Regions from separate parts of the Homo sapiens genome. Here region 1 is linked to region 2. The links are chromatin contacts, found by Hi-C or POLR2A ChIA-PET in ENCODE. All regions are on one chromosome and are shown on one strand. The core of a region is the stretch at or near the end of the contact, and the rest is flanking DNA. Distances in the headings are between cores, read along the strand shown. Region 1 overlaps CFAP298-TCP10L (CFAP298-TCP10L readthrough). Region 2 has its middle 67 kb from the start of TCP10L.

The links. Hi-C counts contacts between places; a loop is a spot of excess contacts on that map. ChIA-PET counts read pairs that join two places held with the same protein, here RNA polymerase II (POLR2A). Pooled maps may share reads with other maps.
Region 1: a map of heart left ventricle shows a loop between it and region 2 (2.1-fold over the local background). The contact joins two enhancer-like sites. A Hi-C loop is called at or near these places in 22 of 168 maps with a recorded cell type or tissue (CD4-positive, alpha-beta memory T cell, IMR-90, Right ventricle myocardium inferior and 9 more) and 18 of 50 pooled maps. POLR2A ChIA-PET finds 5 or more read pairs at or near these places in 8 of 52 experiments (AG04450, BJ, CD4-positive, alpha-beta memory T cell and 5 more).

The regions. Positions count from the first base shown.
Region 1 is chr21:32,560,039-32,565,205 of GRCh38, forward strand. CFAP298-TCP10L (CFAP298-TCP10L readthrough) reads right to left here. Exons shown (of 12, transcript NR_146639.2): 12 at 3,454-5,167. It also overlaps the pseudogene RNA5SP490. Among named protein-coding and RNA genes, the nearest start is that of TCP10L, 23 kb to the right of the region's middle. RefSeq lists enhancers at 1,291-2,082, 2,083-2,874. Within about 2 kb of position 2,498, at least 6 of the 41 ENCODE cell types and tissues checked have a DNase peak (open chromatin) inside an H3K27ac peak, as active enhancers do; they include endothelial cell of umbilical vein, where a contact is called at or near this core.
Region 2 is chr21:32,515,444-32,520,838 of GRCh38, forward strand. No RefSeq gene overlaps it. Among named protein-coding and RNA genes, the nearest start is that of TCP10L, 67 kb to the right of the region's middle. RefSeq lists a silencer at 3,757-3,922. Within about 2 kb of position 1,493, at least 2 of the 41 ENCODE cell types and tissues checked have a DNase peak (open chromatin) inside an H3K27ac peak, as active enhancers do; they include endothelial cell of umbilical vein, where a contact is called at or near this core.

The DNA.
Region 1 (5,167 bases), core at 1,248-3,747, 46 kb after region 2:
GCCGAGATCGCACCACTGCACTCCAGCCTGGGCAACAGAGCGAGACTCCATCTCAAAAAAAAAAAAAAAATTTTGAGGCTATGACATAGGCAGCCTCCCTAATGTCTCCTCCCAGCCATTCTAGGTCCCAAGAAGCCATGTGCCACCCATGAGGACTATGAAGATCAGGGCCTCTCTGAGTCCATCAGAACAGAAGCCAGAGCTGTGAAGGCTATACTTGGAGAATCCAACCCCTCCCACAATAGCCAGGAGTCAAAACAGGGAAAGCAGAGGAAGAAGGGGCCATATTGGGCTTGTAGCTGGTGGTCTAGGCACCAAGAATGCGTCTCCAGATGTCATCTTGGCCACCTATCCAGACCCCTGAATCCAGAGACTCTAAACCAAAGACATAAGCTCACAATCAAATCAAGCGAGTATCTAATTATATTTAACTGATAGTTTTGAAGCCATTTTTATTTTATGAACGAATTAAAAACTAGCTTTATTTACCAGATACCACATACACATAACATATATAGACATACAAACGAACAGAAGCGGATCCTATAGCTTTTGCCAGTTTTTAAATACTTTTTCTTTTCTCCATTTGGTGTATCAATCTTTCTATTACCTGTTTCATTTCCCTAAGCAATTGTTAACTAGGCAACAAATTTGCATTTCTAAAGAGAGAACTTGCCACAATTCCCAGTTGCTATGAGAGGGAAATTGACACAATCCCTTAGGTGAAACAAAAAAACCATGTATATTTCATAAGCACAGAGCTAAGATTCTCGGCCTAAGTATTGATTCATCATTTGCTCAAACCCAGGGAAAAAAAAAAACTGCTCAAGTAAAAGTTCACTTAAGATAGACAGAAAAGCACCTTAAACAAAGGCATTACTGATTATTTAAATTTAAAAAAAGGTTAGAGTTTCTATTGTACATTGGCAGACATCCCTACAAATTGAGATTTCCTTTATAGATGTAAATTTCCTTTACAAAAGAGTTTCAAGGTAGCCAATTAAATTCCAGAAAGGTGCATTTTATTTCAATAGGGTGTCCTTTTTAATGTAACCACTGTTTCTTAGTTAAAATTACTGAGTTCAGGGTGGAACCCATTAGGGAACAGAGTCAAAAAAGCATCCTCTATGGCTGGCCTCCCGCATGGATAGGTCGGAACAAGAAGCAAGCCTATTTTACCTGACGGCCTAACTTTTATAAATACCTTATCTAGGATAGCTTTCTTTCCACCTTTAGGGTGGAATAGTAACTAAGCAAAGATTAGCAGATTTAATTTTTCTTATCAATTAGTTTCTTAAGCTTTTTATTTGCCTTTCATAAAATCTTTAAATAAAAAGATTGAAATCTTTTTAGAAGCTTCTGCATATCAATAGGCATCCCTAGATGAGACTAATTCAGGAGGCCTCATTTTCAAATGCATTTCTTCAGTGCAGTGTTGTTTATTTGGAACCTTCCATGGTAAATTATCTTTAGTAAGATTTCACCATTTCTGTAAGACTTTGCTGCTTCTGAGGCCTCATACTTATGCATCGTGAAAGGAAAATAAATCTTGGGGCCCCAAAATCACTAAGCTAAAGGGAAGAGTCAAGCTGGGAACTGCTTAGGGCAAACCTGCCTCCCATTCTAATTCAAAGTCACTCCTAAGCTCACTGAGATGAATGCATATCTGATTGCCTCCTTTGGAGAGGTTCATCAGAAACTCAAAAGAATGCAACCATTTGTTTCTTATCTACCTATGACCTGGAAGCCCCCTCCTGGCTTTCCAGACCTAACCAATATTCATCTTACAAATGTTGATTGATGTCTCATGTCTCCCTAAAATGTATAAAACCAAACTGTGCTCTGACCACCTTGGGCACTTGTCATCAGGACCTCCTGAGGCTGTCACAGGTGCGCATCCTCAACCTTGGCAAAATAAACTTTCTATATTAATGGAGGCCTGTCTCAAATATTTGGGGTTCACAGCATGTATAAGCCAGAAGGTACTCAGTTCTTCCAAAACTAAAGGTTCCATCTTTACCTGAAATATTGGCTTTGGAGATCAGGTTCCCTTAATCAACTTGGCTAATCATTTTTTTCCCTATCTAAGCCTGCAATAAAAATGAAACAAAGAGGAGAATAGAAAAATCCCCATGAATTTCCAAAAGCCAAATTTTACACCCCCTGCAATATTGCCATTTACTACTGGTTTCTTTCTGTCCCAGTCAGACATAAGAGGCCTATAACTGGATCCAAGCCAGCTAATTATCAGATCCAATCCGACCCCTTAGATAGGAATTTGAGCAAGATAAAAAATATCAGAGCTTAGTCCTCAGTGGGTCCAGTGGGTACCTTGCTTAGTCACTCAGCACTCATGGGGGTCATCAGAGGATCTACTTTGGATCTCACTTCTGATGCCACCTATTAAATGAAAAAACTTTGGCTGAATTAAATTTAAGAGTTTAATTTAGCAAAGAACAATTTGTGAATCAGACAGCCTCCTGAGCCAGAGTAGGCTCAGAGACTCTAGCGCAGCCACGTGGTAGAAGACTTACAGGCAGAAAAAGGAAAGTGACGTGCAGAAAACAGATGTGAGGTACAGAAACAACCAAATTGGTTGCAGCTCGGCAGGCATTTGCCTTATTTGAACATAGTTTGAACAGTTAGCCCTTGATTGGCCAAAACTTGGTGATTGGCACAAAAGTAGGCTTCAGTCTGTTTACATCTTCATTTAGGTTAAAGTTCACTATGTACAGAGAAGCCTTTAGGCTGAACTTAAAATACGTTAAAAGGCAGCTTTAGTCTAAACTTGATTTAACAATATAAAGAATTGAGGCAAAGAGAATTTCATAACTTGCTCAAGATCACAGAGAAATGAGAAACTTAGAATAACTCTCAAGTACTCGGACTCCAGACTGGATGCTGTTAACCTCCCCTAGACTCTCATGTCTATATTGCTTTTGGCCTATAACTTTTTCATGTGTGTGCATGAAATTGTGAACTTCTTTTCAGTGATAGTCTTGTGTTCTTATTTTATTACACTTTTTAGTTCTTCTTGAATATGGCTGCACCACTCTGAACACGCCTGATCTTGTCTGATCTCATGAAGCTAAGCAGGGTCAGGCCTGGTTAGTATTTGGATGGGAGGAATAGATCTTGAATTTTATAAATAGCACTCAGACATCTATTTTTATGCTTATTTTTAAATGTCTTGATAAAATGTTTGACTACTATTACATTCTTGGGAAAAATCTCCCTTTTTTGTGTTACACTTTTAATAATCACTAGATTTTGTTTGCTAAAATGTTATTTAGAATTTTTCATGTATTTTTCACTGGACTGTGATTTTTCTTTTTATATAACATCTTTTTTAAGGGTCTTTGTTAATATTACACTCAAGTTTTCTTGTTTTCTTTGCCCTGAATTCAAGCAGTTAAAAATCCATGGGAAATAGTTTTCCTTGACATTTTCTTTTTTTTTTTTTTTTTTGAGACAGAGTCTCGCTCTGTCACCCAGGCTGGAGTGCAGTGGCGTGATCTCGCCTCACTGCAACCTCTGCCTCCTGGGTTCATGCCATTATCCTGCCTCAGTCTCCTGAGTAGCTGGGACTACAGGTGCCCGCCACCACGCCTGGCTAATTTTTTATTTTTTGTATTTTTAGTAGAGACAGGGTTTCACTATGTTAGCCAGGATGGTCTCGATCTCCTGACCTCGTGATCTGCCTGCCTTGGCCTCCCAAAGTGCTGGGATTACAGGTGTGAGCCACTGCGCCCGGCCTTTTCCTTGACATTTTCAAAGAACTATGCATGTAATATTATAGTGACTGTTCACCCAGCCCCTTGCCCTAAAGCCTGGTAACATGATTAACTCATGATTCCTGGATAAATGCTATGTTCTCATTCCTCCATTTTTATCTATACGTAAGGCTCTTGGCTTTGAATTTTATTTCTATCTCTTTGTTTGGTTAAGTTCATCTTGGTAAAACATTAGCTCTCCCCGCATTTGTTCTCAGTTCTATGATGTAGAGTTGATAAACTTTCCCAGTAGGACAGACACATATTTTGCCCAATGTGTGTTCTCTGTAAATGCAGGTGAGGAAGGAGGGGTAATTAGAGGAAACAGAATTAGAATCTCTAGGGATTTGAGCCCTTAAACAATTCTACGATAAACTACAATTTATACAATATTTTCTGAGTCATGTAGTTTTGTGTTGGATTGCTTTCGGTCTGGTAGAATTCAGCTGGGAAACCAACTGGTCCAGGGCTTTTTTGGTTGGTAGGTTTTTCATTACTGATTCCATTTCAGAAGTTGATATTGGTCTATTCACGTTAACAGTCTTTTCCTGATTCAATCTTGGAAAATCGTGTGCTTACAGGAAAGTATCCATTTCCTCTAGATTTTCTAATTTGTGTGCTTAGAGTTATTCATAATAGTTTCTGAAGGTCTTTTGTATTTCTGTGGGACCAGTTATGATACTGATAAAAAAAAAAACCACCTTTTTCATTTCTGATTGTGCTTTCTTGGATCTTCTCTTTCTTTTTCTTTGTTAAACTGGCTAGTGGCCTATCGATTTTATTTTTTTGAAAAACCAAGTCTTGGTTTTATTGATCTTTTGTATGGATTTTTACATGTCAATTTCATTAAGTTCTTCTCTAATTTCAGTGGTTTTTCTTCTGCTAGTTTTGGATTTTCTCCTCCCTAGTTCCTTTCCCTTAGTTGACCTAGTTTCTTCCTTTCCAAAGATAGATTGTTAATTTGAGATTTTTTTAACTTCTTGATGAAGACATTTAGGGCTATAAACTTTCCTCTTAACACTGCCTTGGCTGCATCCAGAGATTTTGGTAAGTTGTGTCCCTATTTTCATTAATTTCAAACGATTTTTTTGATTTCTGCCTCAATTTTGATGTTGACCCAGGAGTTATGCTAGAGTAAGTTAGTTAATTTCATGTATTTGTATAGTTTGAGGCAATCTTGATATTGATTTCTACTATTATTGTACTGTGATTCAAGAATGTGCTTTGGTATGACTTCAATCATTTTGAATTTATTGAGACTTTTTATGATCAAGCATGTGGTTGATCTTAGAATACATTCTGTGTGCAGACAAGAAAAATGTATATTTTTTGGTTGTTGGGTGTAGTGTCCTGTAGCTGTCTGAGATCCAGTTGGTCAAGTGTCAAGTTTAAAT
Region 2 (5,395 bases), core at 243-2,742:
TAGAATTTACATTTGTTGAGCGCTTATAATGCCAGGCGCTATTCTAACTGCTTTTCATGTTCTGAGTCATTCAATCCTCACAATGTCATGAGCTGGTACTATTACCCCCATTTTACAGATGACTAAACAGAAGATTCCTATATATACACGTAAAACAGTTACACAGATACTCAGCAAACATGAGCTCATGAGTGATTTTAACCACTGACTTGTTTAGACCAACGGTTAGCAAACTTTTTCTTAAAAGGCAAGATGATAGGCTGGGCACAGTGGCTCATGCCTGTAATCCCAGCACTTTGGGAGGCCAAGGCAGGTGGATCACTTGAGGTCAGGAGTTCGAGACCAGCCTAGCCAACACGGTGAAACCCCATCTCTACCAAAAAAATAAAAAATTAGCTGGGTGTGGTAGTGCGCGCCTGTAATCCCAGCTACTTGGGAGGCTGAGGCAGGAGAAATCACTTGAACCTAGGAGGCAGAGGTTGCAGTGAGCTGAGGTCGTGCCACTGCACTCCAGCCTGGGTGACAGAGTGAGAAACTGTCAAAAAAAAAAAAGCAAGATGATAAATATTTTAGGCATTGTGGGTCAAATCCTCTCTGCCACAATTACTCGACTCTCCATTGCAGCTCAAAAGCAGCCACAGATATTACATAATGCATGAACTTGGCTGTATTCCAATAAAACGTTCTTTTTGGACACTGAATTTTAATTTCATTTTATTTTCACATGTTCCACGTTCTTCTTTTTTTTTTTTTTTTTAAACCAGCCATTTAAAAATGTAAAAGCCTGAGGCCAAGAGTTCGAGACTAGCCTGGGCAACATAGTAAGACCCTACCTCTATTTAATTAAAAAAAATTTAAATAAAAGTAAATAAATAAAAATGTAAAAAAACATTCTTAACTCAAAGGCTGTACAAAAACAGACAGCAGGATGGAGCTGGCCTGTAACCTGTTTTTGTAAATAAAGTATGGTTTGCAAAACCTAAAATATTTACTTTCTTGCCCTCTATAGAAAAAAGTTTGCTGACTCCTGGTTTAGAGTTTAAAACAGCAGAGCCCCTGGTGGTAATAGCCATCAACCAGGGTACCTAACAGTGCTGTGGGCCAGGATCAAGTGGAGCTGGCTCCCAAATCTCTCCAAAAACAGGGTCCTACCCCACTTGGGGAGGGCTGGGTGGAGGAGCAGAAGAAAGAGTTCAGAAAACAGACCCCAGTGGGAGAACTTATTATTGGTTCCTGCAGACGGCTCTCCCTGGTAGACAGGAGGCTTATAGCTGTGGCATCAAATAAGAAAACATGTTTTTTTTCTTTTTTGTCCTAGTAATCCCAGGGGCTTAGAATATAAACATGATTGCATTTTTCATATGCCTATTACCAAAGAGCTCTCTCTCTGTTATCTTATTATCTTACTTCGTCATCACTAACCCTATAAACATATGTAGATGAGGAAGCTGAAGGCCGCCAGGGTAAGTATCGTCCAGCCCACGTCACACAGCTGGGAAGTGCTGGGACTGACTCGTCCTGAGTGCTCAGGAAACATAGCTGTTCCCACAGGAACTCCTACAGTGACAGGTATGGAGAAGGCATGTCTCTCTCAGTCTTGCAGACCATAAGGGTGAAGGGCCTATCTGCAGGATGCAGAGGAGGGTGGGTGTGGAGTGAGGAGGCTCAGCTGCCACTCTGGCATTCATTTTTAGTAAGTTGAAATCCACATAATGTAAAATTAACTCTCTCAATGACGTTTAGTCCATTTGCAATGTTGTGCAAACACCACCTCTATCTAGTTCCAAAACATTTCATCACCCCAAAAGAAAACTCTCTGCCCGTTAAGCAGTCACTCCCCATTCCTCCCTCCCTCCAGCCCCTGGAAAACACCAATTTGCTTTCTGTCACTATGGATTAGCCTGTTCTGGATAGTTCATGTAGATGGGATCACACAACATGTAGTCTCTTGTGACTGCCTCATTTCACTTAACATAACGTCCTCAAGATCCATCTATGTTGTAGCAAGTGTAGCATGTGTTCATTCCTTTTCAGGGCTGAATAATATTCCATTGTACGGCTAGCCCACAGTTTGTTTATCCAGCCATCAGCTGGTGGACATTTGGCTGGTTCCTTTGGCCACTGTGAATAGTGCTGCTGTGAACGTTCATGTGTGGCATTTCACCAGCACAAAGCAGCAACTACAGACAGAGCTGGTGGGAAATCCTGTGTGTCCACTCAGTGGAAGGAAGGGGAAAGTCAAGATGGGTCAGAATGGCACCCCCTCTTCTACCCTCCACACCTGCCAATTTCAAAGCAAGCTTCCCTTACACAGGCCCCCTGCAGGTGGGAGAGCAGGGATTGGCCAAGAGAGGTGTCATACAGATGGGCTGGGGGTGGTTTGGGTGGAGATTGAAATTCCTCAGGATTTCCAGGTACCGGAATTTCTCCCATAGGGAGAAATTGAAGGGGTTGAGGATGATGTGTTTTAACCCTTTCCCCGTTTAGGAAAAAAAAAAAAACGCGACTCACTGTCAGCGCTCATTTAATTTTACATAAACACACTTTGAGGCCGAAGCAAATCTGACTGATTTTCAGTGTGAACATAAAATATAAAAAGCGTTCTTGGGGCCGGGCGCAGTGGCTCACGCCTGTAATCCCAGCACTTTGGGAGGCCGAGGTCGGTGGATCACGAGGTCAGGAGATCGAGACCACCCTGGCTAACATGGTGAAACCCTGTCTCTACTAAAAATACAAAAAAATTAGCCGGGTGTGGTGGCGGGTGCCTGTAGTCCCAGCTATTCGGGAGGCTGAGGTAGGAGAATGGCATGAACCCAGCAGGTGGAGCTTGCAGTGAGCTGAGATCGCGCCACTGCACTCCAGCCTGGGAGACAGAGTGAGACTCCGTCTCAAAAAAAAAAAAAAAAAAAAAAAAGAAAAGAAAAAGTGTTCTTGGAGTTATTTCTAAACAGAACTAACAACAGAATCATCTATTTCAGAAAAACTAAATTCATCAAATGAATCTTCAGCCAACAACTGTTGGAGAATGACGTTAACCTCAGGCATGGGAATGCTACATTTTCTAGGATTTGACATTTTCAGCAATCGAGGATTACTACACTTTATAAATGGAGATACCTCTACTAAAAACAGAATGCTATAAACAGAATGATGTCTTTTGTTTCCAAAGTCAATGTACAAGAGCAATGCAAAAATAATAATAAAAGAGAGATTTCCTGGAAAAGTTATCTCGGAGTAAACGCTACAGCCTCAAGTGCCACTCGTGAGTATTCTCAGGGCAAATGGGAGAAGGGTTAAATCTGTCATTGGAGAGAAATCTATCTATGTATTTATTTATTTATTTGAGAGAGTCTTGCTCTGTTGCCCAGGCTGGAGTGCAGTGGCATTATTTCAGCTCACTGCAACCTCCATCTCCCGGGTTCAAGTGATTCTCCCTGTCTCAACCTCCTGAGTAGCTGGGATTACAAGTGTTCACCATCACACCTTGCTAATTTTTGTATTTTTAGTAGAGACAGGGTTTCAACATGTTAGCCAGGCTGGTCTTGAACTCCTGACCTCTAGTGATCCTCCCGCCTCAGCCTCCCAAAGTGCTGAGATTACAGGCATGAGCCACTGTGCCTGGCCTGGAGAGAAATCTATTCCAGATCATATCAGAGAATGCAGTGAATTCCATTGTCCAACTATTTCATAACGATTTTGTTCTAATCAAAGAGAATCTTTGTCCTTTCATGTCCCTGAGTTCAGCAAGGAGCATTTTGATAATGTCCCAGCTCCCAGAGCAGCTGTCTGTCTCTATTTCCAGTTTGAAGGCAGCATCTTCCCTGTCCCCATGAACACAAATGCTGTCCAGCTGGTGGCTGATGACCGTCTGCTTGGGGCTGCAGATGTTCACGTTACCAGTTGAAGAAAGAGCTGTGCCCATATTGGCCTCAGTCACATGGTTTTCTTGGATTCCACAATGGGTTTTCGCTTATCTGAATTTCCCCCCATTAGCCCCCAGCATGCATGCTTACACACACAAACACACACACACACACACACACACACACACACACACACACACACACACCCTCCCAGGATCCCTACAGAGGCAGCTGGTCAACAGGCTTGCCAACTCGAGGGTCAGTCTTTGGCCTGTGCAGATACAGTGAGATATTTCTTTGCATTTTCAGAGCCCCAAAGAAGAATGCCATGTTCTTGTTGTGGAAGGAGGCTGAAGGGTCCTGCTGAGATTGTGTTTGGCTTGGCACAAAGTCCAGCGGGAAAATGACCAGAGCAGATTTGGATGAGAGACTGCTGATGGACTGTGGTGGCTGGGAGGAAGCTGCTGGGAGGAAGCTCCCGGGTGGAAGTCCTCCCAGGGACCACGGGCTCATATGGGCTGCCACTTCTTGCTTTTGTGCTTTCTGGGCAGCAGAGCCCCCACAGTTTCCAAGCTGTGGGGTCTCAGGAGCCCTGTGAAAAGAAGCCAGTTCCCTCTGGGAGGTTCGCACGTCCCTAGCTCAGCTACTTGCTGCTAATGCTGACTTTCCATCCATGAGCTGCCTGCTGTGAAATTCTACTCTTCTGGATACACCGGGCTTGTCTGAGGGGCTGCTGGGGCTTGTAGCAGCCATTACATTTGCTGCTGCTTCAGGGAGAAGCCCAGGGACCAAGCAAACCCAGGGACCATGCAGGCTCTGGGGAGCCTAGAGGCAGTCCCACTGCTGACCCCACAAATGGGACCATGTGTGATGTTGGTGCCCCGTTCCCAGGCACCCAGCCTCCAGCTGCTGAGAGGAGTGGTTGTGAATGGCCCACACCTGTCCTCTTCTACAGAGAATTACTCCTCCCCGCTTTCCTACAGGTGTTTCCTCGGAGAGCACTCCCTCAATAAATCTCTCGTGCACAAATCTCCATCTCAGGAAACTGACTTACAGCATCCAATGTGAGAGGTCTGTGGACCAGGGAGTGTGCCAGCCCCTGCTGAGCCACAGTGCTGGGCGGCATCACCTGCAATGTCAGTGGGTGGGAGCCAGGCCCAAAGGAACATCAGCAACCCTCCCCACTAGCTTGTGGTGTTGGGAAAAGTCAGGCACTCATACATCTGGCATCTGGGGAGTCTTGGAAAGAAGTGCCCACAAGATCCCCCTTCCAGTCTCCCCCCAGCCTTCTCCATGAGTCCCTGGAAACCAGTTACTGCTCCAGGAACCAAAGCCCAGTGCCAGGCAGTCAAGGGAACCAAGCCAGCCTCTCCTCCAACTCCCTGGGTCTCGGCGCTGCTCCCCAAATCCCCACATGTCCAGTGGGACCTCCTGAGAAGCACCACTGCCCTGAAAGCTTCCACCCCACTTCCTGCCTGCCACCCTGGACCCCTGGACCACTGACGTCAACCAGACTAGACACGACTCTGCTT